Regions from separate parts of the Mus musculus genome. Here region 1 is linked to region 2. A link is a loop called in an ENCODE intact Hi-C map of the cell type or tissue named here. Cell type or tissue: gastrocnemius. All regions are shown on one strand. Links, peaks and the distances in the headings refer to the core of each region. The heading gives the core; the rest is flanking DNA.

Region 1 (16,352 bases), core at 3,706-11,705, 60 kb after region 2:
GGTGCCTGGACTCCACACGTGCCGAGTGCTCCTGAAATGAAGTTCTAGAACCTACAGCCACTGGACAGGTCTCTAGTGGAAAAGCAATGCCTGTGAGTTTGCTTGGGCTGGCCTTGAACTCACTATATAGTTAAGTATGATCATGAACCTCTCATCCTCCTGCCTCAGGCTCCTGAGTGTTGGGATAACTGGTGTGTTTCCTAAAAGCAAGACTATTTCTTTACAGACTCCGGCATACGTTCAGAGCATGAAACTTGACCCTGATTGCATCCTGTTACTTGACTTGTAAACCTCACTCTGTTTGTGCCTGCCCATCAATGCCTTCTTAGTAAAGGAAAACCCTAGCACCATGGCTGCCTCTCTCAGGCCCCTCTGAGAGGAGGCTGCCCCTGAGTCTTTGTATTTTGTCTTTCAAGAAACACATGTTGGATGCTTTGTAAAATGTCAAAGATCCCATTGAAAATAAATTTATTTTTATTTTATTTTCTACACAATGAGTTTAAGGAAAATCTAGTAAGGGAGCCAGAGGAGCAAGCAGTTCACAGATAAAATCTTGAAGACACATGGGGGGAAATGGGCCAAGGAAGTGCTTTGAATCAATGGCAAAGTCACTCAGGGTCTTCACAGGGTAGGGCCCAGAGCAAGTGTCACGTCTGTCATCCTCCCTAGGGAGCTCCCTACTGCCAGAGCCTTTGCAGCTCCCATTAACAGGGCAACCTGGCTGTGGTGGCTCTGCACTGGCTGTCCCCATCGTGTGTGTGTGTGTGTGTGTGTGTGTGTGTGTGTGTGTGTGTGTATGTGTGTGTGAATGTGTGTACAAGGCTGACCCTAAGCCCCGTGAGAGTTGGCTGAAGGGTCAATAGTCCTGCCCGGTACAGGTCTCCCTGTTGAATGTCTGTGTCTATAACTGGTCCCTCCTGCCGCTTCAAGCTACAGAGAGGTGAAAGGACTGAGGGCCGAGGCAGGAGGCATAGAGCCAAGTTTAGGGGTTAGGATTCTAGCCAGAGGTGGGGCCACAGGTCTGGGAGAGTAAAGGGTGGCCATTGAGGTCATGTCACAAAGGGGGTCACCGTGTTGTGACCAAGGATTAGGGATTAAGGGGCGCTATAGTATGGGTATTTTTGGGTCCTGTTCTCAGAGGCACAGTGGGTACCATACTTGGAGGGCAGAGGAAGGTTAAGGGGAAGGATGGAAACCAGGTGAGGGAGTAGAGGTCAGGGAGGAAGGGAGGAAGGTCAGGGAGGGATAGAGGCTAGGGGAGAGATGAAGGTCAGAGGAAGGATGGAGGTTGGGGAGATGGAATCCAGGGAAATGCTTGTTGCACCCAGTCAGGGAGACTGCAGGCCTGGGTTGGAGCTTAGCCACAGCTCCTTGACCTGAAGCCCAGCTGTCTGGAGGGTGTTTTTATGGCCGTGGAGGAACACGGTGTGCTTGGCTCGCTCTTCTCACTTGTACTGTGTGATACCGCATGTGAAAAGCTGAGGCTGTGGAGAGCACCGCCAGAGACATAGGAGGTATGCTTGGAAGTGGTGACTTTTAGGAGGCAGAACCCTCTCCGTCCTTGGACTTGGGGGTGGCTGGGGTCAAGTGGGCCTAGGTTGGGTGGGAGACATCCACCTGTATCCAGGGTGACTTGGCTGGGTCATCCATAATCCTTACCCAGGAAGACCCACCTCCTGACGGTCCCTGGGACTCCAATCCACTTGGCCCCTCTAGCCAGTCTTCTCACACATCTTGTGTGCCCTGGGTAATAGCAATAACTTATGGGCTTAATCAGGCCCCACAGTCCCACCTAGGTGACCTTGACCTACTTGGAAGACTTTCCTGGGCTTCATAGTTCTCTCGGAAGAAGTGAAAACCCTGCAGGGCAGAGCCAGGACTCTCCAAGGCTGTGGGACACACCTTGCCCCTGATATTCATTCTTTTACCCTGTCCCCCTCCCCTAGCTGCTATTTTGGTCCTTCCTCCACGATGGTGCGGGGTGAGCCTCTTTTCATGTCAGGATGCCAGGCCCCCACCACCCCGTAAACAGCTGAAGGATGTGGTAGGAGACAAACTTTCCACTGAGATGACTTTGAACTGGTCCCTTCACCCAGGGGCTCCCCTGCTCCTCCCAGCTGAGAAGACCCTATCCCATCTTGCCAGGCAAGAGGCTCAAGGTCAATTCTAGAGGGGTCCCTGAGGATCAGCCACATCCCAGTGTCCCTGCCCACCTTGAGGACCCTCATGGGGGTCTTCATGAATCTGCAGACGTGGTAACGTCATGGATGGAGAGTGGAGTTTGTCAGGTGTACCCTGCAAGTTAGCTTTCTGGCTTCTGAGCCTGGCAACCAGCCTGCTAGAGAAGAAGCCTCCTGGGTATATCTATGTTGGTTCTAGCTAGATAGTTTTTCAAATTCCTCCTGGCCTGTCCCATCATCTCCACTCACCCCCATTCCATTTCCCCTGCCCCATGCACTGGGGCTCTTTCAGACATCTCAAGAATGTAAAGGAACTGTAAGGGTTGCATAAAGGCACATGGTTCTGGCCTGGCACACAATAGCAGACACAGATGTCCTTTAGCATAGACCTCACTCAGGAGGCCACTCCGAGTGTCAGCCAGGGCCTGGCCACACCTTGCCAAGCAAATAGAGCTGAGAGAAAGACCAGTTCCCACCCTCAGTTTCTTCTATTGAACAGTAGGGCTGGTGCCTAGCAGTCAAGCTTTTGCTAGCCAAGGACCAGAGAGGGTGAGCACTGGCCTGAGTCTGCACAGGAATTTACAGAACAGCACGGGGAGTAGAATCCAGGCTGTGGAGCAAAAAGCTTTCCCAGTGGTTCAGGACCGGAGGATGCCCTGCCTGCAGCAGCTGCGGCTCCTCCCCTAGGAATCCCCCTAGCAGTTGTGGGGAGTCTTGACTGGGAGGTACCGCATCACAGGCAACCACATCCTGGGACGGTTGCCCCAGGAAAGACTGTGACTGATACAGCAGGGACAGAGGGGAGAGCAGGTCCAACTCCCAGCTGCCAGCTCCTGGGGGAAGGCTGGACTCTGCTGGCAGGGTCGGGCGAAGGCTGGAGTCAGGCTCGAAGTCGACTGGTATGGACACAATCTTGACCAGGCAGTATGGCAGGAAGGCCCTTGAGCAGCCAAGGGATGCAGACAGCCAGCTCCTGTGGGAGAGCCAGTCTGGCTCACTGGCCTGAGAACAGTGGGTGGCTCCCATCTGCAGCCCATCCTTTGGGAGAGCCTGGGTCTCCTTTCCCTGCATTGGCCAGAGTGCTGGACCACAGTGGATGGCAGCCCTGACAGTTCTGCCCAAATGGATCAGAGCTGCCTCTACTTTACCCACCGCTAGCCTGGATCCCTGGCACAGTGCATGCAACTAGGCTCCTACCAACGGTGTCAAGGGAAGGTGGCTGCTCTCAAGCCACTTCCCCCTTGAGAGTATTTTATGGGGGCACTGGAGCACTAGGGACATCTCCTAAGGTGGTGGGGGTTAGGGGAAATGAAGCACACCCAGGTCCCCAGCCAACCTCAGGATGCCATCTCTTATTCATTGGGGAACAACTTTAAGATGTGTGTGTGTCCAGATGTCCCTCAGGATTGAACATGGGTAGCCAGAGTTCAGATATACTTGTGCATGGTGTCACATTCCTTATTCTTACTGGATCCTCCAGAACATTCCATGATAAGAACTTGGGCTCCTCTACCCCTGAGGAAACGTACGTTGTCACATGTGTGCACGTATGTACACACACACAAACACATACAGCACCGAGTTTAAAGAATTGTCAAGACACGCCTAGTTTTCACTCAGTAATCGTTTAATCTCTGGAACTCAGGACAGGCCACTGTAGCCTGGCTGGGACCCTCCAGTTCTCTGACGCTGTGGGGAGGACCTGTTTAAGGTCTTGGCTGCAATAACCACACTCTCCCAAAGTGTTCCTGTCAACCCAAGGGGACCTGTGGGGACTCGGAGCTTTTGGTGCCCTCTAGCCCTCCAGAACAGGTCCCTGCATTCTTGTCCCAATGGGGCTGTGGATCCCCTGACTCAGGCAGGGCAGGGATGCTCTTATAAAGCCCAAGGAATTAGAATAATTGTCTAGGGATAGAGAAAGGAGTCCAGCTAGTGCCTGTGGTGGACTCAGAGACCTCTGGAAGCAAGCATGTATTCGCCATGGTTACTCTTAGGTGACAGTGCCCAGGGAGGCCATGCCCGTGCTAAAGCGGCTGCTACTCTGATTGATTGAGGCCCCAGGTTGTATTGAGACATCGCTGACTTCCTGGGTGATAATGGCAGCCCCTGGCCCAGGGCCTGTATTTCAGCAGTGGGTGGGCTACTCAGCCCCTTCAGCAGCTTCCTGAGGCTTAGGATCAAAGTGCCAGACACGGAGTGAGATAAGGCCTCAGGGTCACCCAGCATGACCCTTCACCACTCCCAAGAAGTGGCCAGACCCTGTTTGTTCAACCCAGGACTCAGCTCTCACACCACTGGCTTTGTCTTCTGTTCCGGGCTCCTGCAGGTTAATCAATGGGTGGAGGATGAGGGGCTGGGAGAATGCCCACCCTTCCACCTCTGCTAGGGGCTAGAACAAGAGAGCAGAGGGAGGGGCCACCCAGGAGCCTCGGGGACCCAGGCTAGGCTGCACCGATGTCATCGTAATCCTCCTCATCATCATCAATGGAGTCTGTTTGGGGGCCAGGGGGTCCTGTGGGGGACAAGAGAATCAGGTCAGTAGGGGACACAGTGGCTACCCCTGCCATGAGAAAGTGAGAGTGAGCCGGCCTGTGTCCATCCCCTACCCCAGTTCCTGAGGCACCATCTGAAACCATCTTATCCTTTTGTTTACTGCTGCCTCCAGCCAGAGCCTTGTCTAGTACAGAGCTGAGGTTCCCAGGCTGGTGCTCGTGGCCAACGAGCAGTTTCTGCTTGAATGCCTCCACTGACAGTAAGCTCACTTCCTCTCACAGAAACTTCCGAATATTTCTCCATCCTACCCACATCCTCTATGGCCCACCCCCGACCCCAGCTACCTGGACATTCAAACTGTTCTGCTGGAGGATGCTGGGGTGGTGGCTGGAAGTTCTGGTACCACTCTCCGGATGAGGTGCTGGAGCTGTCATCGGCTGAGGGCCCTGCGGAAGACCCGAGCTAGTTATTCTCTGCCAGGAGCCCGGCTGCACATGAGCTCCCAGAGCCAGAAGCCCTGAAGACTCAGGAGAGCCAAGTCTGAAGCTGGACAAATGAGGAAATGAAGGCCCAGAGAGGGAAGGAGACTTGTCCAAGGTCACACAGCCAGCCAGCAGCTCAGGGTTTGGCTCTATGTCTTTTCTGGGCAGGTTGGACACAGGGTTGGGAGCATGGAAGGACACACAGTTACCTGAAAACACTGCCGGAGAGCCAGCCAGTTCCAAGTTGGGGGGCTGCTCTGTGAGGGGACTCTTCTCAGAATAAAACGCCTGGGAATTCCATGGAGGTGGCTTGCTGCTGGGATCATTGCAGTAGCCCTCCTCAGAGGAGGTGCTGGAATCACTGTTGTTCCTCACGTGGTACTGAGAGCCCCGAGAGGGGACATCTGCCACACAGGGTCTGGGGTCAGCCGCTGGGATGTGGGAAACATGCAGCTCTTCAAGTCCTGGGCCAGGAAAAGGGAAGGAAGTATGGAAGCAAGAGAGCTCTAAGTTAGGCTCCCAGCAGAACTTAATACCTATGGGAATGTTTAGGTCCGAGACACTAGTTGAGGGAAGTTGCTGCTGATGCATCCTGAGGTGAGCTTAGCTACTGAGTTTGGAGGCAAGGTCAGCACCCTGCCTCTCTTCTCCAAGACCTGCCCGCTCTGGACTCACCTTCCTCCAAGGGTGGCATCTGAAACCTGTTCTGCTGAGCTTCCTCCTCTGTGACCCGGTGTCGCTGGGAATCTGTAGGAAGCAGAGTAAGGTAAAGGGATACATGTCTGTCTCCTGTACCAGGGGCCTGGAGGAGGGACTACCCTGACTTGGACAAGGGTCAACTCTCATCTATATTTTCATCTCGAGTCTAGGGTGTCTCAGGTCTACCGTGAACCAATGTGGAGACACTGGTGGTTTCTGGCTAGAAACCTACTGTCCCGTGCCACAGATGCTCCGTATAAGAGTGTTACCAACTCTGGGCTTGCCTTCATGTCCTGGTTGCTCCAGAAATGGGCTGGCATTTGCCCTGGGAGGCACTGCTTTAGGGCTAAGGAGAAACCACCTGGCCCAGAATATTGCATCCTGTGTAGTTTTAAGGCTCAGGATCAGGCTTAAGTTGAGTGTTAAGAATGTGGGTCAGCTCTTTGAAGCCTAACAGTGATTTTGCGTTTCAATGTCATTGCATTTGGGACACAACATTGCACCTTATACACGCGGGATCAGATGCCCCACAGTATCTGAGTGGTTGCCAAACACCAAGCATATCACAGAGTCTCCAAGTCAGCAGGGGGGTGGAGATATAGACTACCGCCTAGCGTCCATCTTCCCCTGTCTAATCCTCAAATACCTGGGAGGAGTCTCCCTGTCCCACCCTTCTTACAGCTAGTAGGCTTGTGTGCTGCGTGGAGGGATGGAAGTGAAGGATGTCCTTGTCCTGCTATGTGGTTATGGCAATGACTCTGCATCATGTAAAGACAATGTCCTAGGAGCTCACAGCTGCATCAAAGGAACCTGGGGTCCCCACAACTTTCAGGACCCTGGTATTTGGAGGGTTTCTGATACACATGGTGGAACTCTGGTCCTAGCTTGATGGCACAGTAGGTGTAAGTGGGGTTCAGGGGCATCCTCCAGGTAGATCCACAGAGGCACAGGACTCTGACCTAGTCTGTCCTTCCAACATTGCCAGGACCCTGATGCAAGTGCCATCTTCCCTGATCCTGTTCCCAGCAGGTAGTGGGAGAACCAGACAAACTGACTAGGAGGTGTGAGCTGGCACAGCAGTGGCGGGGACTGTGCAGGCCAGAGTGAAGCGTGGTTTGGTGATGATGGGTGTGAATGGATTTGCCTGAATCGTGTCTCACCTGGACCCTTGGCATTTGCAGAGTCTCAAGCATCTAGGCCTGGTGATGGTTCTGAGACCTTACCCGACCGACAACAGCACAGGAGACACTCCCATGAATAGTCAGGTCTCCAGGGTCAAAGGGCACATTGAAAGTTTTACTTTAGGACCATTCAGAATCAATACAGAGGAGCGTCAAGGAAGTCGTGTGAAAGCCCTGTGGGCACCAGCAGATGCCCTCCTACATGTAGGTCCCAAACCTCTGAGGCCAGCCCAGCACTCACTGTAGAAGGTGGTCAGGGCCACAGGTGGCTGGGAGCTGAAGTCATAGTGCTCATAGTCGGAGTCAGAACTGGAGTCCGAGTCTGCAGGGACCCGGGGCTGGATGAACAGCATAGGAGCTGGGAAGAGAAGAGAGGGTTGGGGGCCAGGGTACAGCCCCAAGATGGGCATAAGGTTTGAGGGCCCAGTAGCAGGGACAAGGACAGAGTAGCAAGTGACCAATTTTGTTTCAAAAATGCAATGACATTGAACTTAAAACTCTTTAAAGGCAAATTATGTGTCCTAAAGGGTGAGTGACTCTGTGTGTGTGTGTGTGTGTGTGTGTGTGTGTGTGTGTGTGTGTGTAGAGACTAGTCCCAGGAGATAGTGTATCCCTGGCTGGCCTGGCCTTCTCTATGCCAATAGGGCTGGCCTTGAATGCACTGAAATCTGAGCCCTAGGATTAAAGCCACGTGCCACTGGCCACCATGCTCTGCACCACATAGGTTCTCTTGCTGGGACCTGGAGCTTGCTGACTAGGCTAGACTGGCTGGCTAGCAAGGCCTGAGCGTCTGCTCATCTCAGCTCCCCCCCCTGGTTCCCCCCTGCCCCCCCCACTAGGCTTACAGCCTCGTGCCACCATGCCCGGCTTCTGCATGGACGCTGGGGATTGATTCATGTCCTTACCTTTGCAAGGCCAGCACTTTAACTAACTGAGGGAGCTATCTCTCTAGTCCTAATTCTTTTACTCAGAGAAAATGAAAAAAAAATTATTTCTTTTAAAGAAAAAATAGGGTCTCAGGTAGCTCATATTAGCTTCAAACTCAAGGTGACCCTGATCTGCTGATCCTCCTTGCCTCCACCTCCAAAGTTCTGGTATTACAGGAGTGCAGCATCATGTCTGGGCTATATGGTGCTGAGCATTGAACCACAAGGCCTGTGTGTTTTAAGCACTTTACCAACATAGCCACACACCCAGCCCTGGTTCTGGGAGGACAGTGATGGACTCTGTTGGTCATCTGGTTGGGAAGTGTCTTGAGAAGTGACATCACAAGTCTACTAGCCAGTGAGCAAAGCCAACCTTTCTTCTGAGAGCCAACATCTCAAACCATTGGCTTGCGTTTGCCCAGAACTCAAAAGCCCAGAGTTGGTACAAGATTGAGTTAGAAGGTCACTTGTCTGCTAAGCCAAAGGCTATGAACTCAAAGCAACACAGTTTGTGCACAGTCTGGCCTGGGCTCCTCTCCTGTTGCTGCCACTTCAGCCTCAGCAGTGATGACCCTCCAGAGTCTACCCTCCCTGTCTTCCCCCTGCCTTCCCCATGGGTGACATCCTACCTTCTTTGGCAATGGTGATAGGGACAGGATGGTAGTTATTGATCCCTGCTTGGTTGGCAGTAGACAGTTGCTGGTGGTTCACTGAAGCAGGGAGGGCTGGGGGGAGGGAGGCAGAGAGTCTATGCATCACTTTCATTGTGTCTGTCTCCCAGTCTTTCAAGTTCCAGGTTCAAGGACGCATCTGCTTCACCCATACCCAACACAAACACAGAGTCTGCTTCTCCTAAGAGGCCTCTGCAAGCAGGCTCCACTACTGGGCATGCTGGGAAAATCTTTCCCACCATCAAGAGGTTTGGTTTTCCCTAGGCCTGAGCTGGGTAGTCTTGCAGGACCACGTCTCTTCTACACTTCACCTACTGGGGCATGCCTGTGCCTCATAACTGCAGTTTCCTGTGCAGTAGCTCTGGAAACGTCACACCTACCGTATTGTCCTTTGGCTCTCAAGAGAAGAATAACTATGAAGATGGTGGAGACGAGGAGGAGAATTCCCAGGACAATACAGAGAATGAGAAGTGTCAGCCCTTGTGAGTCCTTATCCTTCACGCTCACCGGCACAGAAGATTCTGGAAACAGAAAGTCCAATTCAGGCAGAAAAAGAAACAGATGCGGGCTCCCTTCACACCTTTCCTTGACTTTCTACCCATGAACTGATCCACTTTCCTTCTCACGATTGTCCTCCTCCCTTCTTTTATTCAAATCTTTCTATCTTGGCTTTTAAGTGCCTCATATATGATAAGTGCTCCGTAAGTGTGTATTAAATAAGCAATTGACTAAAAGCATTTACTGCCAGAAAATTTCCTCTGGCTCCTAGCCCACAGCTTGTTCTATTCCCCGCACCCCCAAATCCTCCACCCCACACCCCCACCTTCAGCACCAGTTTTTGTTCAGTAGACAATTATTTAGTGCCACTGTGTTTCAGGTATTATATCCTAGGGTTACAACATGATGACATTATCACAGGCCTGGAGGCTCTGCCAAGTGGGAAGATGTCAAGCTGGGCCACATGCATTGGCTGTCTGTGTCTACTTCCCCAGGGAAAATACAGCACTCAGTCCTCATTTTCTTCCCCTTTCTAACTGCTGACAGGGTGGTCTGGGCTAGGAAGGGAAGGGAGATTTGGTAGCCAGAGCAGTGTGAGTGTTTGCTGAGGTGTGGGGGCTTTGGGGAAAACCCTGAGGCTAAGTGAAGTGTTAATGCTGGGCCCACACACATGGCCCCTAGAGGCTGCATCTTTCTTTGCACTTTGGAGTAGGTATGACTCCAAAAGGGGCCATGGGAGCTGCAGGTCTTGCCAGCCTCAGTCCATAGCCTGGGCAGCTCCCAGCATTCACCCCTGTCGATCTATCTCTTTATCCACAGCCAGGGTCTCTGGCAGGACTCTGGTCCTTCAGTCTCTCCTCCAAGCCCTGTCCTGGACATATTGAGGGCCTGAGGCAGGATGTGAGCGATTTAGGCAGTGGGGAAGGGAACCCAGCCAGTGCTTAGCTTCCATATGGCTCTTATAGCTCAGACCCATTCTAAGTGATAGAAAACTACTTGATGAAATGACTTCACAACAGTTTCCCTAGAAAGATACCTTGATCTCCATCCCCCAAACTCAAGGAACCTGAAGCTCAGAGACATGATGACTCACAGCTAGCACACACAGCTGGGACATAAGCCCCAGGAGCCAGCCCTGCTGCTGGCCAAGCTACACAGATCTGGAAATAGAGTTAATGTTTGTAGCTCTGGCCTACAGGGCTGCTATCTCTAACCTCTGAACCCCAGCTTGCTCCTGGGTATCAGACTGTAGAGAGGCTTGGCTCAGTTGATTCGGGAGGCAGAAACGCTTGAGAAATAATGCAGGAAGGCAGTAGACCCCAGGTTCTAAACCTTGTTCACACTGACTGGTGCTCTTGGTACCCCATCACCTGGCCAGCCCAGGAGTGTTGCACCCAAGTGGTCCCAAAGCATTTGGGACCTTTCTGGATCAAGGAGGGGTGGTGTGTGTGTGTGTGTGTGTGTGTGTGTGTGTGTGTTGCTCACATAGGTCCTATATGGCAGGATGTCCCCCCGAGGGACTAGTTCATTCACAGGATTGGGGGGGAGTCCTAGAAAAAAGCCATCAGTTTGTCCCCAGGCAGACAGCCAGGATTGTATGAACACACATGAACACCTGCAGTGCCGGGGAAAAGCTACACTCACCTATCGTGACTGGAACTCTGGAAGGCACTTCAGAAGTAGACAGATTGAGATGTCTCTGGGAGCCTGTTGGAAAGTACCACACATTCACTTAGTGAGCTTACTGAGTTCCTACTGCGTACCTAGAAACTGAATAAGACAGACGCGTGCCTTAGAACCCTGGAGTATTCCTGTTGTGGGGAAAAGGGTACAGAAGCTGCCCAGGCCACCTGCCATGAGGGGATCCCCTGTGGCAAGCTGGCCAGGCAATGCTTCAGTTAGAATGGGGGTGGGATTCCTTCTTCCTTTGTAAGCTGCTACAGACCCTCTGTCCTTTCTCCACTCAACTTTCTTTTTTTTTTTAATATTAATTGCTGAGCCATCTTGCCAGCCCTCCACTCAACTTTCAGTTTGCTGTTTGGGACCTCAGGAGCCAGGGAGCTTTGTCCTCATTAGCATAATCCACACCCCCTTCTAATTGCTTCTTAGGGTTTGGAGCCTACACGGGTCCATTAGCTGTAGCATCTCCAGCTACCTGGTAAAGCATCCTTTATTCTGAAGCCACAGGAGTTGAGGAACTGTCCCAGTCCTGGCTGGTAAACGGGAGCTGGAGCTCAGAGTCAGGGGTCTGCACTCCACAGAGAGGCCAACACTGTGTTCCCACGGGTGGGAACCTTAGCTTCATACTATAACGCCTCTGCAGTTGGAACCATGGCCTTACTAGATATGACAGCATGTCAAGAGTCTGGACAATATTTATTTTTAGTTTCTTTCACCACACCAAACATATCAGAATTCTAGGTGTTTCTTTCCTCCTTCCCTCCCGTCCTCCTTTCTTTTCTTCCTTGAGGTGTTGAGGTTTGAACCCAGGGCTTCATGCAAATTAGGCAAGTGGTTTACCACTGAGCTACAATTCCAGACTGCATTCATTTGTCTTTATGGTCTATAAGACACTAATGCTGTGACTTGCCACTGTAGTCTTAGAGTTGGTGAAGGACAGTAGAAGCCCAGTGGGCATAAGGCTAAACTGAGACAAGCTACAGAGAGCTTGGCAGTGCTTGACATGTGATTTTATAGCTCCAGATGTTGTCTTGATTGTTATTACCATCTGTGTTTCCCAACCTGATTTTTCCCGAAATCACCACCTACTGAACCATTTCCAATAAACATAATAATGACTTCCTTGATAAATACTTAACCCATGAATTTGGGTCTGAGCTGACCATACTGCAGAAAAAAACAAAACCATCCTAATTAATGTCTGCCTGTGCATGGTAAGTGCAATGGTCTTTCTTGGGCCAGTATATGCCAGCTGTCGGCAGAGACAAAATTTGTGGACTAAATCTAGTGGTGGAGGGGCTGGGGAAGGAATACCTGAGCAGACAACCCTGGCTGCCCGCGACTGGCTGCACAGGTTGGAGTTGTTGAACCGCCAGGAACAGGTGCTGAGGGCGGGCTCCTGTCCTTTGCAGGAGTAGTACATTCTACCGTCCAGGGAGTGTGGCAGCCCCCTGGGCCGAGCCACTGCTGATCCGCAACCCAAGGACCGACAGAGCACTTTGGCCTCAGATGGGTACCACTCGCTGTCACACACCGTGCTCCAGACACCCCGGAAGTACACTTCCACTTGCCCTTCGCAGGAGTCAATGCCTCCAGTCAGGCGCCAGGACTGGTGCTCTGTGGGCAGGTGATGAAGTCAAGCTAAATGCTTTGGGCCCAAAACCCTGCCGACCTAGAGCATCAATGCAGAGAAGAACCCAGATAGCCCTACATGTTTTCTCTCTTGCATCTGTGACCCCTTTGTCCACCCCAACTGCTACGGCCCTCTCTAGACCCTGGCTGCTCAAAGCATGGGCTGTGGACAGGAAGAAGCAGCTGCATGGGGGTGGGGGTGGGGGTGGGGGGAATGGTTACGATCACTTTATTAACACCCGTCATTTTTGTGGATATACACAAGAAGCACAGGCCAAACAGAACCCCTGGTAAACATATCCTGCCCTCCAGGCTCACTGACCTGAGCACACCACTCCTGCGTCCTCCTTGTGACCACAGTACTGGTCTCCTGGCCGTCCCGGGCAGTCCCACAGGTAAGCCTCAGTCCCAGAGCAGTTCACCTGATCGCGGTGGATGGGTCCTTGGCCTGGGGTGAAGTGCAAGCCGGCCAGCGCCTTCACTGCCCAGCCGCACTTCAGTTGCTTACACACTACGTGTGCATCCTGCAGGTCCCACGTGTCGTCGCACACGGTACCCCATTCACCATGCTCCAGCATCTCCACTCGGCCAGCACAGCGGCTGCTACCATCCACTAACCGCACTGCTTGGTTCTCTGGAGGTGGGAGGGTTTTAGATTGTTAGTGGTGGGCACAGGAAGAGTGGGGCATTGGACTCCGTGGGAATGGCTGCAATCTGGAGGGTTTTGGAGTCCCTTCTAAACTGAGAACCCAGTCGGTGGGCGTGGTTTTGAGATAATGTGGGAGGAACTTGAAACGCAGGAGGAAGGACTAAAGACCACGTAGGTGTGGCCTTGAGTGAAGGTCTTGGCCACCAAGCCTTAGCCAAAGGCAGCCTCAGAATGCGGGGAAAGGCTGGGCATACAGGTCCCAATCAGAAAGGAGACAGAGAATACACCGAAGACTGGGTTAGGATAGAGGACTAAAGGGGACTAAGTGGATGCTCTGGATATCTAGCAGGGGAGGAGTCTGCAGGCCACATTCAGAGCGACACTCAAATCTGAAAATGACATAATTTGATGTGGGCAACCATGTGGAGCTCTTAAGTTTGCATGACTTGGGAGGCTGGGGGTGGGGGTGGGGTGTAAGCCTGGAGACCAAGGTTTGGCTGCAATGTTTAAACCTGAGGTTGTAGGGCAGATATGTAGGCAGGCATTTGTACCTGCACAGGTGACCCACACCAGCCGCCTGTCGCTGCTACACTCCTGGTCCTGCACCTTGCAGAACTGCCAATTGGCTCCCCTGCATCTCTCAGTTGGTGCCCGCGCCCACGTCGTATTCCCGGCGCTGCTTGTGTTCCCAGAAGTGGCTCCTGGTGGAAGCTCAGAGGTGGGTGGCATCAGGTAGGTAACCTTTCCCGAATCACCACAGTTCAGCGCTTTGCACACAGCCTCCGTAGCAGCCCTGTTCCAGTGTGCCGCACACACAGGCTCCCAGGACTCCAGTAGAACCTTCACAGATCCGCTGCAGCGACTGCTCCCGTTCACCAGGCGAATCCCCAGCCGCTCCTCTGGAAGGGTCAAGAGCGAGCTGGGACTTCATCAGATCTTTGTTCTTTCACCAGGGTAGGACGATCCCTCTACCCTGTTTCATGACCTTATACAACACCCCTCCCAACTCCGGGCCTCAGGCCTTCCCACCTGTAGGGTACCACTGGGTTGCCTCATGAGAGGACAGGAGAACTTCAAGGCCTGACCCTAGCATTCAATTGAGAGAAGAGGTGCGGCTCAAGAATGGCTATGGAGCTTAGGGAGGCTTGGACCAGAAGCAGGGTCTCACAATCCCCTCTCTGGTGCCCCTGTCTCCACTGGAACGTTTTGTAACAGAAAAGCAAGGTTCTGGCTCAAGTCCCTTCCCTGGTTCCTCGGCTGCACTAAAGTTACTATCCTAGAGGGTATGACAGTGACAAGACCTGCAGTTGTAGTGGTTGGGGGTGACCTCCCTATAGGAACCTTTCTTAGGAATGACCTGTCCGATCCTGCTCCCTAGTATGTACCCCACTTCTCTGTCACAGCTGTGCACAGAGTAGGGCCCTCAATAAACACATGGAGAGCAAATGAAAGAATGGGCTGGCAGTGCTCATTACCCCACCACAAACTCTAGCTTCCTCTGCACAAACCTCTTAAGTATCTTGGGTATACATGAGGCTCTCAAATAGAGAGGAGCCTGCATCCCTGGACCAGGAGGAAGAAGTGATCTCGAGAGTCAGAGGACTTCTTTGGCATCTGAAATTCCACTGTCCTTGTTATCCAAGACCCAGTCTACTTGGTCCCAGAAAGTTGACTGTAGTGACTGGAATGTGGTTTGCTTACCTAGGTCCAAGGTCATGTTCGGGATGGTGCCATTTTTGTGCTGGCCAGAGGGGGCTGGAGATGGGAGACCTGAAATGAACCAGCGGCAGCCAGGGTAAGCAAGGGAGCTACAGCCTGGGAGGCCACAGAATGCTCTAGTGACAGGGGCCTGCCGAGGCTTGTGGGGAAATGGGATCCTCAGCCTTGGTTCCTTTGCCCCCCTCAGGATGGAAGAATTTCTCAAACTGTGTGGGAACTGCTGAGCTACAAAGTGCTTTCAGACACCGAGAAACTAGTTTTCTCTTAGGACCTGTTCCAGTCTTTGCATACTGTAATCCATTTACTCTCAGCAGCATAGTGCAGCATATTGTTAGTAGTCCCACCTTACAGATCAGAAAGGGAAACCCGGGTGATAAAAATCCATTGCTCATGCCACATAGGATGCGTCTGTCCCTTCAGAGCCATTACTGTCCACTCTGTCTGAGGCTGACCTCAGCATCTGCCTAGGGCTTTAGATTTCTGTGGGATCCAGGCTATGGGAGCTACAACAGAGCTGGAGGGAGGAAGGATAGAAGTGTCTCGCCCTCCCCAATCGTGGCTCCCTCCCTGTGAGATCCCTTGAGCAGACAGTCCCTCATCTGAATGCCGTAGCTTCTCTCAAAGTATAAGCCTCTCTGGGTCTCCCTGATTACTCTCCTGTCTAGGGTCCAGGGAAACCCCAGGGCACCACCCTTTTAGACACAGCCCTCCTTCTCTAGGTGTCTCCATGAGCCTGACAGAAAGAATTCAGGTCTTTAGTTGCAAGTCTTCACCAACTCCATCCTTTGCTGCCCAGCTTGATCTAGATGGGGCAATGACTCAGAATTCAAAGCACAAACTGCACAGTGACTGTCACACTCAGAGCGAGAATTCAGATGTGCACGAGTGAAGATTGCATAATTTTGCAGAATTCTGGTTCCCACAGCAACGAGCCCTGTGCTCCAGTGTGGCTTTCGATATTTCTGCATACGCAGGGGGAAGGAGCAGAGGGGAGGGTTGGGTTGGTGGCCAGGGTGGGGAGCTGTGTTAGCATGTGGTCGAGACTGTATCTATCTGGCCATATGTCCAAGTGTGTGTGTGTGTGTGTGTGTGTGTGTGGTGTGTGTGTGTGTGTGTGTGTAAAACCATGTTGGGGTTTTTGGGGTTCAGCTCACTTTAGTATCATCTCTTTCTCTTGGTATGGACAATCACTTTCTTGTGTGTAGAGGTGCATATTATTTTATATTATTTTCCCTAGACTAGAAAGTCCTAGAGGGCAGATCCCAGGTGGGTCTTTCAGGATGTTCAGCATAGTGTTGATTGGCTGACAGAATGGAAGCACAGAGTAGAAGCTGCCAGCTCCCTGCCCCCTTCCCCCAAATCATCCCCAGTTTATTGAGATTGGCTGCACTCGAGAACTGTGGACTTTGTTTTACAGTCATTGTCGCATCACTAGATGCAAAAAAGAACCTGGTTTCTGTGATCTTGAATTTCTGTGCTACCTTGAGCTCTCCTTCCACCATGGTCTCTGTTCACAGAGGCTCCAGGACAGGACAAGTCTTT
Region 2 (16,352 bases), core at 2,851-10,850:
CCCCCCCCCCCAACCTTGGAAGTTCTGTCTCAATAGGCCTGAGGCCTGATATCTATCTGGTGTCTCTGTGTATACATGCAGATGTGTGTGCATGTGTGCACATGTGTGTCAGAGGTCAGTTTTGAGTGTCATTCCTCAGGAGCTCGATGTCCATCTTCTTTTTAGAGACATGGTCTTTCACTAGGACTTGGACATACCAATTCAGTTAGGCCTGCTGGGCAGGAAGCTCTGCACATCTATTCCTATCCAGCATAGGATTACAAGTGCGCCATCGTGTCCTGCCTTTTTGTTTTGTTTTTCAAGACAGGGTCTCTCTGGGTAGTCCTCGTTGTCCAGAAATTCACTCTGTAGATCAGACTGGCCTTGAACTCACAGAGATCTGCCTGTCTCTGCCTCTTGAGCGATAGGATTAAGGGTGTGCACCACTGCTGCCACTAGGTCTTTTTTTTTTTTTTAATGTGGGCTCTGAGAATTGAACTCGGGTCCTCGTGCACCAGCTCTTTACTGGACTGTGCCTTCTCCCTGGCTCTTTCTCCCAGGACCTCTTTGTCTTAAATCACCTGTATTAGCTGGGTGTGGTGTTCATGTCTGCAGTCCCAGGACTTGGCAGTGGAGGAAGGAGAACTAGTTCAAGGCCATCCTCAGCATCACAGTGAGTGTGAGGACAGCCTGGGGTACAGAAGACCCTGTCTCAATGAAACAAAACATTGAAAACGGTACGGAGGCACGCCTCTCATACGGTAAGATACACTCATTGTCAGGGTTCTGTGGAAGCTGATGAGCATGCACAAGCTCATGGCTAGTGTGTGATCTCGATACAGAGCCTGTCTGTCATCTAGACACATCGTGCTCGCTCCTCAATGGCCAGTTCATTTCCCTGGCTCCAGCCTCAGGGAAGGACTGCCCTGCCCTCTACCATGAAGGACTAGTTCCTGCTCTTGTACATGGTCACATGATTGAATTAAATCACAGATGGCCATTTGCTGTGGCCTCTTGCCCTCTGTGTATATTTGTGGTTTATGTGTGTTCCTTGGTAGATCAGTAGTTTGTGTCTTTTTTTTTTTTTTAATTTCTGTGGAATAACATTTCATTGTGTGAATTTTCTCCATTTCTTTTCTATGCATCATCATGTGGGTTGTTTTGGGGGTTTGCCGGCCATGTATCAAAATGATTATAAATTTACATGTGCAGGCTGGCACGTAGGCTCCTATTTCCATTTCTCTTGAGTAAACACCTTAAAGAGAAATTTCTAGGTTATAAGGCAGGCTCCTGGTTTTGTGAGTTTATGAAGCTTGATGATGGGGGGAAAGACTGTATTATATATAGAAATGCCCCCTTGGGACCCATAGGAAATGCTTCTAGGACCTCTTGTGGTTACTAGAACTCACAGATGCTTAGGTTCCTCACATAAATGGTCTAGGACCAGGCAAGGTGGCACATGCCTGTCATCTCAGCACCGAGGTAAAACTTGGTGAGTTTGAGGCCAGTGTGGACCACGCAGCTGTCAAACAAACAAGCAAGCAAGCTAACCACCCCCTGCTCCCAAGTGGGAAGGGGCTGGAGATATATGTAGCTCAGTAGTAGAGCTTGGTTTTACATACTCGGGGCCGTGAGTTCCATCCCCAACACTGCAACAACAAACAAGATGGCAAAGTGTCTGCACCTGACCTACATACATCCTCTGTATGCTGTCATCTCTAAGGTATTTAGAATTCTAATACATTGCAAAACTGTGTAAATGATTGTGTTTCTGTACTGTTGGGGTAACATTGACACGAAAGGCAGTTGTATGAGTCCAAGCCTGACTGTTCATGTAGTTTGTGTGTGTTGTTCCTCAGGCACCGTCTATATTTTTGAGGCAGTGTTTTCTAGTGGTCTGAAGCTGACTAGTGAGTCCCAGGGGCCTGCCTGCCTTTATGCCCATGGTGTCTGGGTTTTCTTTTTGCGTTCTGGAACCACATTCACGTCCTCTTGCTTGCAAGGCTAGCATTCTACACACTGAGCCATCTCATTTTTGATCCTGCCTCATTTTTGTTCTTCACTTATTTGAAGCCACAGATAGTGTGTTCCCTCTCTTTCTGTTTTTCTGTATATCTCTGCGTCTTTGTGTCTCTGTCCCTGTGTCTCTCTGACTCTGGCTGTCCATCAGTTCGTCTCTCTCTGTCTCATTCTATCTCTCTATCTCTGTCTCTGTCTCTCTCTTTGTGTGTGTGTGTGTGTATGTACACAAAGAGATTCTGGGAGGATATATAACACAGTCATTACCTGGGGTGTTGGGTGAGAGGCAGGAAGGACAGGTGAGGAGCAGAGACAGGAGTGAATTTAGCAGCTGATCTTGTCATAGGAAACTTTGAGCTGAGCAGATTTATTGCTCACTCAAGCAACACATTTAAAAACGAAAAGGCTTCTCGGACTTGTCTTTGGCTTAGAGCCACTGGCCAGGCTGCCTTTCTTTTCCTTCCTGCTCTTGGGGATGTGTGAAGCACAGAGAGCAGGGCTGTGGCTGACCAAGGTCACCAGCTAGCTGGATGGAGAGGACCGGTTTCACATCTAATCACTGTAGATACTTCATGTGCTCCTGGCTTGGTAAGCACCTCATGGAGTCCTCCAGAGAAAGATATTTTCTTCTCTTCTGTAGGTGGGCAGGTGAGGCTCAGGCAGGAAGTGACTTACTAGAACCTGAGGCTGGGATGTCATCTAAGGGCCCACGGTCTGACCCGGGGCCTATTAACGCCCCTGATGCTATATGGTGGTTTTACAAGGCTCTCATCTCTCTTCAGATAAATTCAGCACAGTGTTATCCAGGTTAAAGTGGAGATGGGACAATGAATGTGGAGACGGTCAACTTAAATGATGTTTAGGTCTGGGAATGTAGCTCAATAGTAGAGTACCTGTCCAGCACGCAAAAGGCCCTGGGAGTCACCCCCGGCATGGAGAACTAAATCAACAGGCTTCTGTACTGCGGGAGTCTCGGAGCCTTCACTAAGCCAGTGTACATTGTTAGTGTCCAGTAGGAGATGCTGTGTGGCCCAACCGCTTGAGAAATGGTGGCTTCTAAGATTGAGGTATAGACGCTCTGCTCTTTGCAATCTGACACAACCTTTCTCACGGCCTATCTGCAAGTGTCCATGACGGAGGACCAGAGAGGAAACAAGGCTTCGTGAGGTGCATTTGTGGGTGGGTCTGTTTCCTGCCCACAGAGTAGGGTGGGGGGCATGCTAGCTAGCACTCGTGTAGTGATTATGAAGGGTGCTGCCTATACATGCACTGGCATGGCTGATGTGTGTTTGCAAGAGGCGGAGTTCACATTGACGGAGGAGGCAGGTTTTTAGCAAATCCTCATGTAGCCTACGAAGCCTTCCTTGATCCTGTTCTTTCTTACCTAGGCCACCCCTTCCAGACTGTCCGAGGCAGAAAGCCGCTGTGGAAAAGGGAGAAGTAGATCAGAATGGGACGCTCCTTTTCCCGCTCCCCTGCCCGACTGCCTCCCCACCCCACTGTCTGTCACGGAGATTCAGGGCAGGGATTTTCATGCTGTAGCTTAGGACCCAACGTGGTTATGAAATCAATTTAGTGGGCCGCAGCTGTCAATTCACTCTCTCTTTAAAATTTGTTTTCTCAATGGATACACAATTGGAATTGATTTTTCTTTAGTGCACGATTCTGTGAATGTTAACACACACCACATGCATGACCTCCATTGCAATCAAGATATACACTAGCTTCATTGCCCACAGGGACTCCTCACTCTGTCTGTCCCTGTATAGCAATGCAAGCATTCTTGTTAAGACGAAAATGGAGCAGAATAAAGGACAGTGAATCACACTGGCACGGGGAGGGTGTGAACTGTTTGGAGGGGCAGTGCCAATGAGTGGCTGGCTCAGTCAGGAACGTGTTTGTCTTGCAAGCATGAGGATGTTCGTTCTGCCCCACAGCTCATGTGTAAATATCAGACATTGTGCATGTGCTGTATCCCTAATCCTAATTCTGGTAGGGAGAGATAGGCAGATTCCTGGGGACCCTGGCAAGCCAGCTTGGCCTACAAGGCAAGCTCCAGGCTGGTGAGAAGTACTGTCTCAAAAGTAAAGTAAGGGCTCTCAAAAGTAAAGTGAGAATTCATTAAGGACAGGTACTTGTGCCAAGGCTAGTGACCTGACTTCAATCCTTGGGTCCCATATGGCGGAAAGAGTTGTTCTCTGATCCCACACACACATGCTATGGTGTGCCATACACGTAGAAGCACACTTTTGTTTTTAAAAAATAGCAATGTCAGGGCTTAGGAATGTAGCTCAGTTGGCAGAATGCTTGCTTCACATCCACAAGGTCCCAAGTTCTGTCCCCAGTACCACATAAGCCGGATGAGTTGGCGCATTCTTACAATCCTAGTTCTGGGGCAGTGGAGGCAGAAGAATCAGGGGTCAAGGTCATCATGTTAGTTTAAAAAGACAGACAGTGCCGGGCAGTGGTGGCGCACGCCTTTAATCCCAGCACTTGGGAGGCAGAGGCAGGCAGATTTCTGAGTTCAAGGCCAACCTGGTCTACAGAGTGAGTTCCAGGACAACCAGGGCTACACAGAGAAACCCTGTCTTAAAAAAAATAGACAGACAGACAAAGGAAGGAAGAGAGGAGGAAAGAAGGAAGGAAGGAAGGAAGAAAGGAAGGGAGGGAGGGAGGGAGGGAGGGAGGGAGGAAGGAAGGAAGGAAGGAAGGAAGGAAGGAAGGAAGGAAGGAAGGAAGGAAGGAGAGACTGGGTTTGATGATCCCAGACCCCATGTGTAGACACCACACAGAACAGTATTGTGCCTGCTCAGAGAATTTTCTTAGGAAAGACTGAACAATGAACACAAACTGCCATTCTAAAGAGGAAAGTAAGAGAAATGTGTTCGCCATGCAAGCCCAAAGACTTGATTGAGTTCCACCCCAGAACCTACATTATCAAGTCAGATGCCGTGTGCTCATCTGCAATGCCAGCATGCCCAATGCAAGAGTGGCAGAGAGATTTGCTCAGAAGCTCAGGGTCCAGCTTGCCTGGAGTTCACAGTGCAGCAGCAGAAACGAGAGACGTTGCCTCCATACGGTGGGAGGAGAGAACTGATTCCCAAACGTTGTCTTCTGAATTCTTTCACACACACACACACACACACACACACACACACACACACACACACACACACACCAATAATAATACATTACAAAGGAAGGTGATCTGTTGAGAGAGATGCCTGTGCATTCCAGGGTGTGGCTCATCCTGTTTGGTCCTCAGATGAACCGTATTTCCTTTCTCTCCATCACTGTCACTATAACCATCACTGCCGTAACTACCACTATCATCACCGTTGATGCTATCACCATTATTCTCACTACTACTACCTTCATCTGTGTCAGCATGACCATCATCACTGCTGCCATTATCCTCAGTACCATCATCACCGTCACCACCACCACCATCGTTCCTGCTCCCACCACCACCATCCTCAGCCCCACAGTCATCACACCACCGTTGTCCCTGTTGCCACGTCCACCATCACCATGGTCATTGTTCTCACATCACCTCGGTCACTGCCTCGTTCATAGGAGGGCAGCTTCAGTCCTCCATGAGGCTCTGTGGGCTTCCTCTCTCCCTCCTCCTTTGTAGCTGCTGAGCCAAAGGCCCCTTTGCTGGATCCCCCAGGCACTCAGTGGCAGATTCAGCTCACTTCTCACACCTAGGTATAAACATTTCTCTCTCTCTCTCTCTTGCCACCATGCTTGCCCACCACCACCCTCATGTCCATAGCTCTAGTGTCTTATCTGCACATTGATAGAAATCCAACTATACCGCCGCCCTCATCTCTGCTGCCACTGCCATGACCACCACCACCATCACTACTGTCATCCGCATTTTTATTCTTCACTCTTGTGAGAATTCTTAGTTTAAATCTCTAATATTGTCTTGATAGATATTACTGTTCTTTGATAGAAGAAACCGAGATGCGAGTATGTTGCCCATACAACCAGCGGCAAAGCTGTCTGCTGCGCTCTGTGCGACATCAGTTCCTGTGTATTTCCAGCAGTCACGATAAGACAAATATATCATGGGTAGATGTGGCACTGAGTCTATTGTGTGATGCTGGCAACTTGTTCCCACTGTCTGGTCTGTAAAGTGATGAAGTTCAGTTTCATGATCCTTCACCTTTGTCTTGGCCTAAACATGCCTAATCTCCAAGCCATGTTCTTAATGAGTCCTAGTGTCTGGCAGAGGAAGACTAATGGCATCCTGCCTCTTGGCTTGTCTGAGGATACTGTCAGGCTTTCTTTGTCCACCGCCTACCTTCATTCATTTTGTCTCTTCTCACAGGTACCCAGGAACTCCCTCCTAGCCCTGGGCCCTACAGGCTGTGCTCAGCATCTCCCTGTCCTCCTCTGGAGCCACATTTCACCAGTGCCCAGTACTTTCTGAAACTCCCAACCCAGGACTCTGCTTGGAGACCCTGGAAGCTGCAGGACCATGGGGTATGGGAGTGTTAACCATTTCCTCCCCCACGCTGCTGGGATAGCATCTAAGAATTCCAGGGCCGTTTCCTTTCCTACACCATCCTCCAAGCTCCCAAAAGTCATGGCTTGGACTGAGCAAGCCCAGACAAAGATTTCACAAAAGAAGCTCCACTGTCCATAGTGTCTTATCTGCACATTGAAAGAAATCCAATTATTTTGAGACTTCCTTTTATTTTGCTTTTAAAATAAATCCTAATGAAAGTTAAGATGGTTTTAAAAATCAGGGACTCTGGCTGTGGGCTGTGTCGCCGTCAGCAGGGCCTTAGCCAGCAGTCTACATTTGCCAGAGCCAAGGCTCCCGGTGAGCCCTGCCAGGCTTTAGGCACATGAAACGCTCGCATTCCCACCCTGCATGGGACGCAGCACAATTATAAATAGCCTCCCATGACTTCAAGTTGCCATTTTGCACCAGACCTGTTTGCCAGGAATGTTAAGTATTTTTATGGATTTTGGAATGGTTGAAAATGTTCATGATCCAATGCTGTGAATCCCTTTACCAGTAGCCAGGCTGCCGCTGTACACAGGCCTAGGTGCTCTGCAGGACAGAACCTAGCTCAGGGCAGCTGGTGGCAAAGCTAAACTCAGTCCTCTGCCTCCGACCTGCTCAGAGGTCCTGCCTGTCATTTCCAGCCTGGACATGCTAAGTAAAGCCGATTTAGTATCTGGTAGGTACCTGGGGTCGGAGGCAGGGGCTGGGACCTTGGCAACTATAGTTGCTACTGTAATCCCCCTACTTATAAGCCTCTCTCATAAAGGCCTATTTCTTGCCTAACACCTCAGATGAAGATCTTGCTCTATAAAGACCCCCCCATTCATTTCACGTAATGATTTCTTAGCAATCACGTGGCCTCTTTATTCCATAAACGATGGTGCCCTGACAGTTGACGGAGCTCCTCAAACTGCAGCCATCACTTTACATGGGAGGCTGCCAGCTTCGGGAAGGTTTTCTTCCTTCATCTCTCCATTGGCTGACGTGGAAGGTTCCAGAAACCCCAACTGTTTTTCCCTTTTCTTCCTCACTCCCTTTATTTTTTCTTTTCATCCATCTGTCCGTCCTTTCTTCCTTTCTTGTGACAGGGTTTTATGTAGCCCAGGCTAGCCTAGAAGGCACCATGTGAGAGGATGACCTTGAATCTCTTTGGTCTTCTTCATCTCTCAGGTGTTGCGATTACAGGTGCACAGACCTTCACACATTGCAAAGCTCGGTGCTTCGGCCTGTTCTTTCCGGCACAGGCCTGTAGAAACTGGCCGTGTTTGCCTCCACTTTCAGGTGGGAGAACCAACGTTCAGAGGGGATAATGACTTGGTCATGGTGACAGATGTAGCTGGAGGTAAGCAACATCGTGCCTCATTCCCACCATCTGACAGAGCATGTGGGGTTCCTCTGGGTCCCCCAGGTGTCATTGTGGAAGTGGGCATGTGTTCCTTTCTACAGCACAGTGCTGCCCCCTGAGACGAGGGTGTGAGGAGCATACAGCTCTTTAAAATGAAGCATCCACACTTGGAAAACATCTGGATTCCAGAGCATGTCTGGCTAGCTATCTGGTTGTGGACTCAGTCCTGGAGAGGCTCAGGAAAGCCTTCTGCACTGTGCCATTTTACCCGTTCATAGGAGGGCATCTCCAGTCCCTCAGGAGGCTCTGTGGGCTCCCTCTCACCCCCCTCCTTTGGAGCTGCTGAGCCAAAACAGGCCCCTGTGCTGGATCCCCCAGGCACTGTGGCAGATGCAGCTCACTTCCCACACCTAGGTATAAACATTTTCTCTTTTTTGTCAGACCCATCCTGTATAGAAACAGCATGCCCCCCACCTAGCCCTCCCTTATTTATCACCAACCCACGAGTGACCTTCTAGCACCCACAGACTCACTGTCTTTATCTCTTGTCTAGTTCCCTTCACACCTTGATTGCTGGGTCAGATCCACCAGGGCAGAGACCTTGTCTCTTTGTTCTCTGTGTATCTCCAGCACATAGTAGGCACTCAGTCTGGATGAATCCACAGAAACTACCACCGTTATCCTTTGGAGCACAGCTCTCGGCTTCTGATAGTCTGTTTTGTTTGGTTGATTTTTTGAGATCAGTTACTCACTGTGCAATACAGGCTACCCTGGAACTTATGATTTTTCTATCTCACACTACCTAGTTCTGGGATTACCGTCATGCCCAGCCCATTTTATAGATGAGAAAACCAAGGGCCAGAGAAGTTCTTGTTACTCCGGGTGACTAAGAAGAAATCAAATTAGGTACTCCCACCCTGCGCTGCACACTAACTGCACACACACACACACATGCATGCATACACACAAACACACACACACAAAGAATTGACGCTCTTAGCTCTGTCAGCTCTCCTTGAATTCTTAGACCATCTGACCCCCTTGGTGGAGCCATGCTGAATGAGCATAGAGCCAGTACCTATGGCTTCCAGGATCTGTGGGTCAGTCAGGGTTCCTTTCCTTTGTGCTTAGAGCCAAAGACAACCTCAGCTGTGTATCCTGGGAGAGCAGCTCACAGCCTGCTCTCAGCTAGCACATACCTAGCCTGTCTTGTCCTTATGGCCTTTACCCTGTGGCCTCCTCTACCCAAGTGCCTCTCCCCTCCTTTCACTAGCTGGCTCTTCTTAGCACTTGGGGCTCAGGGTGGCAGAGGGAATGGCAGTCCCTTCAAATGATCCTGTGCCTGCACATCCAGGTCCATATGCCAAGTAGGGCCCTGTGATGTGCTCAGGCCCCCAGACATGTGAGGATTCGGGTGCTGGCTTCCATACTTCCTCTGTCGGGTCTCTGTGAGCGGCGCAGGCCCGTGGGCCAAAATGTCTGCCTTGGCTCTCGATGCTCCTGCCGCTGTAAAGAGCTGAGTAGCACATGCTCAGAACAGATTTGTAGATGAATGAATGAGTGAATGAGTGAGAGTGAATAAGCGAATGGGTGGATGAACAGCCTGGGCAGAAGAAAGGGGGAGAAGATCTATGGTGTGGCGAGCGCTTGGTAAGATCCCATTCTGCCTTGCCTTGCTTCCAGATGACCCTAGTGTCCACTGAGCACTATCTCCACCACATATAGGCTAGGCCTACTGTGAGTTAATTCGTTTCCTTGCCATTTGCTGTTATTCTCCTTACAGTGAAGGAGAGGGAGGATTACCAAACCAGCGCCCGGGGTCACCTAGCCAAAAGTGCCAGAGTGGAACTCAAATTGGTTTTTGGAGTTACTGTGGTGTCTGAGCCACGTCCCCAACCCACTTCAATGATTGAGGCTCAGAAAAATTGTAAGAGGGGACAATGTGGGAACCCTAGCCAGGTTGTAAAGATCTTCATTCCTTAGGTCCTAGAGTATCCACAGCCCTATGCCTTGATGTTTGTGTCTCTGCTGATGAAGGCTTCTCCTATGGTCATGCTCTGACGTGTGAGAATGGCTTTGGGAACCTATTACTCCTACAGAGGTGGTGGGGCTGTGTGAGGGCAGAAATGTAGGCCAGGCTCTCCATGCTGCTCACCACCTGTTCCACCATGCGCTTGCCACTCCTGGGCCTCAGTTTTCACTCACTGTAAAATGGGAAGATGGCTCCACATATTTTCTGTACTATTCAGAAGCTAACAGGAAAAAAAAAAAAAGGATTTAAAAGGATTTCATGAAAATCAGGCCTGGTGGCACAGGCCTGTAATTCCAGCTACCGGAGAGGCTGAGGCAGGAGGATTGCAAGTTGAAGACACTCCTGGGTTATGGAGTAAGTTCAGGCCAGCTGGTCATTTATGGAGACCATGCTTCAAAAAGCTGGGGCCCTGTAGGATGGCTAAGTGGGTAAAGGCATTCTCTGCCAAGACTCATGTGCCAATTTCTATCTCTTGGACTCACAGGGCAGAAGGAGAGAACTGACTCTTGCAAATTGTCCTCTGACCCAATGGCATTCCTGCATAGCACACTTGAGGCTGCTGGGGAGGGCTGGTTGTAGGGTGGGAATAAAGTCTTGGTACACATGCATGTATGCACACACACACACACACACACACACACACACACACACACACACCCAAATGTCTAAAAACAGTTTTGTTTTTTTTTTAAAGTAAAAAGTGGCAGGCTGTAGCTCAGCCATAGCTTGCGTAGCATGTGTGAGGTCCTGGGTTCAATCATAGGACCATAAAAGTAAAATAAAAGTGCGAGCTGTTCCCTACCTACCCACGACTAAGAAACTACTTTCTACCTATAAGACTCTAGCAACATACAGGGACCATGTGCTCCCAGGCCTCCAAATGATAACTCTACTGGGGTGATGGTTCGATTCCATCTCTTCTGGACTCTGGCTTCCATGGAACAGGGGTACCTGCAGTCCTGCCAAGAGCTCACTCCATGCCCAGTGGGGACCATGGGTGGGTCCTGTCTCCTTGTGTGTGGGTCTGAGACTGCAGAGAAGGCCTGGATTGGGGCAGGGGATAAAGGCTTGGCTTCTGAGATTCTCAGGACCAAAGGGACCACATCAATGTCCTAGTAAGGTCCAGGAAGCAAGCCAAGATTTGTCAAGCAGGCATGGTGTACCTCTTACTGTCCAATGCACAAGGGGTGTGTACGTGGGCATCCAAGTCATGCTAACATGAGTGAAGAGGTCATATAGTGTCCAGGAGAGTGCACACACAGTTCTCATAGATACATACATTCAAAACGCACCCCTCCACATCCAGAGTCACACATTCTCACACTCACTCCTAGCTCTTGTAGGTACAGAGTGGGTATCTGAAGCCCCCAACCCTTCTCTGTGAAGTAGAAAGCCATTTCTTCTTTTCCATCCCACCTGGCATCCAGCAGCCTTTACCCCGCCACGTCAGTTTACATCTCTGCTCTGCTCTGTGCACATGCTGTGACCCGGAGGATCTCTTTGGGCCTCCAGGCCTAGCGCCCACAGCATACCTCTGGCTAGTCAAGAATCGCTTACTTTCCTGATGTCACTGATGGCCCACCAGCAGGGTCTCAGGTTTGGAGCAAGGCTCATGAGTTGGGGACTCCTTTAGAACTGACATAGGGCTGCTGTTTGAGCTTGGCATCTCTCTGTTCTTCCGCATCCTTATAAATGGACCATTCTGCCGCAGCCTACTCTGCCCGGAGCATCCTCAATATCAGGTTTGTGCCTCCCTGGAGGTGACCAAATAAAGGCCAGGCATTTCTAGGTGGCACCCTGGAGAGGGTGGCTGCACAGGTTGGAAACTAAGTGCACACTGACTTCTAACCCAAAGCTGAGAAAGACAGTGGATCAGGCTTGGCAATGCACGCGCAGAGCCCCGCGGAGAATGGGGAGTTGACCTAACCTCTGTGACCCTAAGCCTCCCTGCTATTGCACATGAGCCCAGAGTCAGACCTGGGAAGAACTGAGATCCTCTTACTGCACCCCGGTATGCACAGGTATTCAGCCTGGCAGTACCCAGTACCGGCAGAGACTCACCCAGCGTTCCCAGCAGGTATGTGGCAGCCAGCAGCACTTCGTGGGAGTCCATGGATAATGGCCTTCTGCTGCCTCAGCCTCAGTGAGCTCAGCTGGCCAGCCAGGAGAGGTGTCTGACTCAGTGTCTTACTGTCTTGGAGGGAGGGGGCATAAACAGGGGTGGAAAGGGGAAGCAGGCAGTGTGGGCCTGTGTCACTGCCAACCCTGTTTGAAGTTGAACTGTCAACTTCCTCCCTGTGAAACCACCTGCCCCAATTAGAATGGAGGCCTGAGTCTCTGTCAGCTTCCTGCACGAGGTGCCTGGAACTGCGGTAGTGCCCACTGGCCATTCTCATGGCTGGGCAGAACCAGGTGTCCTTGTGGGATGGGACTGTGGGGCAGAGAGAGGCTGGGAACTCCAGAGAGAGGTCGTTCTACTCTCAGGAGAGCTCACCCGAGGTAAAAGGGCAAGGGCCCGAGACAGGAGCCTTCCCTACAGGATTCTGAGTGGGGTGGGGACTGTGCAGGCGAGCAACTTCAGGTCTTATTGCAGGGTCAATAAGGAAAACCAAGACACAAGCCCTGCTCACTCCTGATGGTGTACGGGGCTGGAAGTCCATAATCTGAGTTGAATCCCTATGGGGATCTAAGCAAAGAAACAAAACAAAACAAGACCTTGCTAGGTAGCCCATGTAAGCCTGGAGTTTGTGGTAATCCTCCTGCTTCAGTCTCACAAATGTTAGAATTACAAGCGGGAGCTGCTGTGCCTAAGAATCCAAGAGTAATATTTTACCAGCAAGTATGGGGAGGAGAGTGTCTTCATCTGAGTTGAACTTGCAGCACTGTGTGTGTGTGTGTGTGTGTGTGTGTGTGTGAGAGAGAGAGAGAGAGAGAAAGAGAGAGAGAGAGAGAGAGAGAGAGAGAGAGAGAGAGAGAGAGAGAGAGAGAGAGAGAGAGAGAGAGAGATCTCCCTGTTGGTGTGAGATGCCCATTTTGGGTATGATCTCCATGTTAGGTATGAGATAGATATTCATGTTGGGTGTGAGATCTCCATGTTGTATGGTCTCTGGATCTAGATTCGTTCATTCATTCATTCATTCATTCATTCATTCATTCATTCATTCATTCAACATTATCAATGATATGCAAGAACTAGAAATGCAGCTGGCATGGTGATACACACCTTTTAATCCCAGCACTCAGGAGACAGAGGCAAGGTGATCTCTGTGAGTTTGAGGCCAGCCTGGTCTACAAAGTGAGTTCCAGGACAGCCAGGGATGTTACACAGAGAAACTCTTGTCTGGTGGTGGTGATGGGTTGGGTGCTGGGGACAGTCCCTACCTGGTGTGTCTGTTATTTTTTCCTTTGCTGGAACCCAGTGTCTCATGCTTACAAGGCAAACACTCTCAACTGATCTGTATCCCTAGCATCCCTTTGTTTCTTAAGTGCCCATCGGAGCCTATTTCCTCACAGTTTATAGAGAGCTTCACTGTCCATTGACCAGCCAGCCCACGCCCTCGCATATGCATGCATGCACACGCATGTGCACACACGCGCACACACACACACACACACACACACACACACACACACATGCACACACTCACACACACACACACACACACACATGCACACACTCACACACACACACACACACACACACACACACACACACATACACACACACACACACACACATGCACACACAAGGAAACCGACATCTCCTTCCACAGACCTCCAGACTCACTTCTTTATCAAAGGCAATCCAAACCCGGAGCTTTAGATTTATTTCCCCTTCACAGGCCTGAGTGTGATCTACTAGGTGGCTTCACTATGTGTTCCAACCTTCATAGAAGTCTGAATGTATTACCTCAGTTACTGGCTGTGTACCGGAGGGAACCCTAGTGGTGGGGTCCCTGCACTCCAGGTCCGTAGCTCTTCCCCTGCCACCGACTCCCTAGTAACTACCCCACAAAGTTTTCTACCTTGCATCCCCTAGACCTCAGGTCCTGTGCCAGCTGGGGACCCCAGACCCCAGGCGACAGTTTCCTGTCCTATCACCCGCACTTTCCATGACACAAGAGGAAGTCAGCTGAGCTGGCTGGGTTTTCCATGCCGCCGCTTGGTGGAGGCAAAGGTGGGGGAGGGGGGATGAGCCCCCTAGGCCAGTTTCAGAACCTCAACAGCCTCCGAGGGACAGGCTCTGCCCTATTGCCTTGGCGACACCAGGTAACCTCTGGAGAGTTGCCTTACTGGACTTTCTGGTTTGGGTCACTCCTCAGTGATTCCAACACTGGTTCTTTTGGATGGGGGTGGGGAGAAGGTGGCAAAGGAGCCACAAGGAGGTGGGGTGAGGGTGAAGGGGGGAGGGGGATGGGAGCTGAGGAATGTGAGGGCCTGAAGCAGATCAACATTGGTTGGATGACTAAGTGAAATCTATAGGATGGATACCTTCCAAGTGTTTATTTGATGAGTGACTGAGTGACTCAGTCACTGGGATCTTCTGTACTGGCAGCCTTGAGCACGACCAGCTCAGGCTGGCTGTCCATCTTCCCTACCCAGCTTAGGGAGTGCACCCCTGACCTACTGTTGCTCCTTGCCTGGGAGTGGAAGAGCAAGGGAAGACCTCTTGTCTGTTGAAGGGACTGTCCGAGGGAGGGAGGGAGAGGTACTGACCCTCCAATACCTGCTCTTTGAGTGTGGCCATTGCTCTGTGACCTTGAGTGAGTCCCGTGGAGCTGGGGTCCTCAGTTGGTTCCTGTGTAGCATAGGGGAGTTGGATGACCCCAGGGCAGCCCTCCTTCAGATTGTAGAGGGAAGGGTGTGCCCAGGTGCCTTCAGAGGAGGGACTTCCTCTGTTTTGGGACCTAAAGGATTTGGCTCTTGGTGGGAGGACATCAGCTTGAACTCTTGGGGGAAGCAGAGGTCGGAGGTTTCCAGGGCACTTACCCTGTGCACCAGAAGGGCCAGGTGAGATCTCAGCAGGCTCCCGATTGCCTGCCTCCCTTGGAACAGCACCAGCCTCTCATATATGTGGTGAAACTGAGTCACTTAATGAAGTAAATTACCTAAATTCCCCTTGTGTAATGTATTTAAGAAGGCTACCTTATGATATGCCCCGTGGAGTATTAGCACAAACACTGGCTCAGAGGGAAGGTTCTAGAATCCATGGTTGTTAGTTTTCAGTGACAACTGGCATAGTTGGGTAGAAACAACTTGGAGTCTAGAAGCTGGCTTAATTTCTGAGGGGGGATATTAGGAAAGCTACTGCCCCATTCCGAGATCCATCTCCCTGCAGCTCGGGGCATCTGGAAGCTGCCCTGGTAATGACATGCAGGGCTTGTGAGGTAGAGTGCTCCCCGTGTGAGGTCAGTCTCCCAGGCTCAGCCCATGCTTTCCTGCAAGGAAGCTCTCTAAAGTGGAGGCTCTCTAAAGTGACCAGCCTTCCCCACCACGGCTGCCTCTCTAGCCAGCCCACAGTTCTGACTCCTGCTTTCTCTTCTGTTGCTCTTTTGAGCGACACTGAGCCTGTTTGACCACAGGTAAACGTGAGAAAACAAGGCTGCTTAAGGCTGTTAACCAAGCCCATTTTTCCGATGAACCACTTGAGGATCACTGAGGTTAGGTGGATCCCCAAAGGTGCACAGCTCACGAACAGTGAGGTTTGTGCCTCCAGGTCTCCCGGCAGGTAGATGTCCCCTTTCTTACATACCACCTGTCTCTTATTTCAGATGGCTGCATCCATTTGCCCAAAAGGAACTCTTGTTCTATAAAGCAGGCAGACACACAGAACCTGAGTGGTGAGGTGGACAAAGGCACCTGTAGGAATGCATGTACTGGGTCCTCTATATGGTAGAGAGCTGAGGGTGGGAGGGTCCTTCCTCTTAGAGCAGTGGACAATCCCAGCCCTTAGAGCAGAGTTGCTCCTGAAGCTGCCTGCCTTGTTGATCACCCAGCCCAGGCCTGTTTTCCTTGAGAGCATAAGGCAAATCTCTCAAGGGACATGAGGACAGGATGTGGGAAGGGCCAGCCTGAGGGGACTGTAGAGAAACCGGTAGCCATTGCTACTTGTGAGGAAGTCAAGGAGGGAGGAAGGACACTGGAAGGATGAGCGGTTTCCCATTTACTGGTGGGATGGGTTTTCTAGGTTGAGGGAAGAGTCGACACAAAGGCTTCTGGGTCCTGCAAGGTAGTAGCTAGTCTGGGACAGGCAAGAAGGGTACAGAGCTGGAACTTGGGATGTGAGTCCTGCCTGGCTCAATCATTATCGCTGCGTGTTTGAGGTGAAGGCTCTCCCCTAGAACCCAGTTTCCCTGTGATATAAAGGGTTTTCTTAGATAGTCACTGAGAGTCCTCAGTCTGTGACCTCACGGGTCAGGGTGTCATTTAGAAAACTAATGAGGACCTGAACA

What was found. Peaks named below come from ENCODE experiments on the same cell type or tissue, not always from the same donor. Only the 100,000 strongest peaks of a DNase experiment are listed, where the experiment ranks them.
Region 1: a loop joins it to region 2, with 8 times the contacts of the local background. A loop is called at or near these places in 4 of 42 quality-filtered maps.

What each region holds. Positions count from the first base shown.
Region 1 is chr19:10,785,552-10,801,903 of GRCm38, forward strand. Cd6 (CD6 antigen) reads right to left here. Exons shown (of 13, transcript NM_009852.3): 2 at 14,793-14,861; 3 at 13,643-13,990; 4 at 12,765-13,076; 5 at 12,125-12,427; 6 at 10,775-10,837; 7 at 9,013-9,153; 8 at 8,591-8,686; 9 at 7,277-7,393; 10 at 5,831-5,902; 11 at 5,365-5,619; 12 at 5,018-5,119; 13 at 3,788-4,692. The coding sequence ends at 4,622. It overlaps A430093F15Rik (RIKEN cDNA A430093F15 gene), which reads left to right. Exons shown (of 4, transcript NR_027805.1): 4 at 1-492. Among named protein-coding and RNA genes, the nearest start is that of Cd6, 36 kb to the right of the region's middle. In gastrocnemius, for the core only: no CTCF peak of the experiment used is centred there; a DNase peak (open chromatin) is centred at 9,588; H3K27ac peaks cover 1,116 bases.
Region 2 is chr19:10,726,834-10,743,185 of GRCm38, forward strand. It overlaps Cd5 (CD5 antigen), which reads right to left and starts at 12,141. Exons shown (of 11, transcript NM_007650.3): 1 at 11,962-12,141; 2 at 3,383-3,421. The coding sequence starts at 12,013. It overlaps A430093F15Rik (RIKEN cDNA A430093F15 gene), which reads left to right and starts at 14,114. Exons shown (of 4, transcript NR_027805.1): 1 at 14,114-14,169. In gastrocnemius, for the core only: no CTCF peak of the experiment used is centred there; a DNase peak (open chromatin) is centred at 6,839; H3K27ac peaks cover 2,219 bases.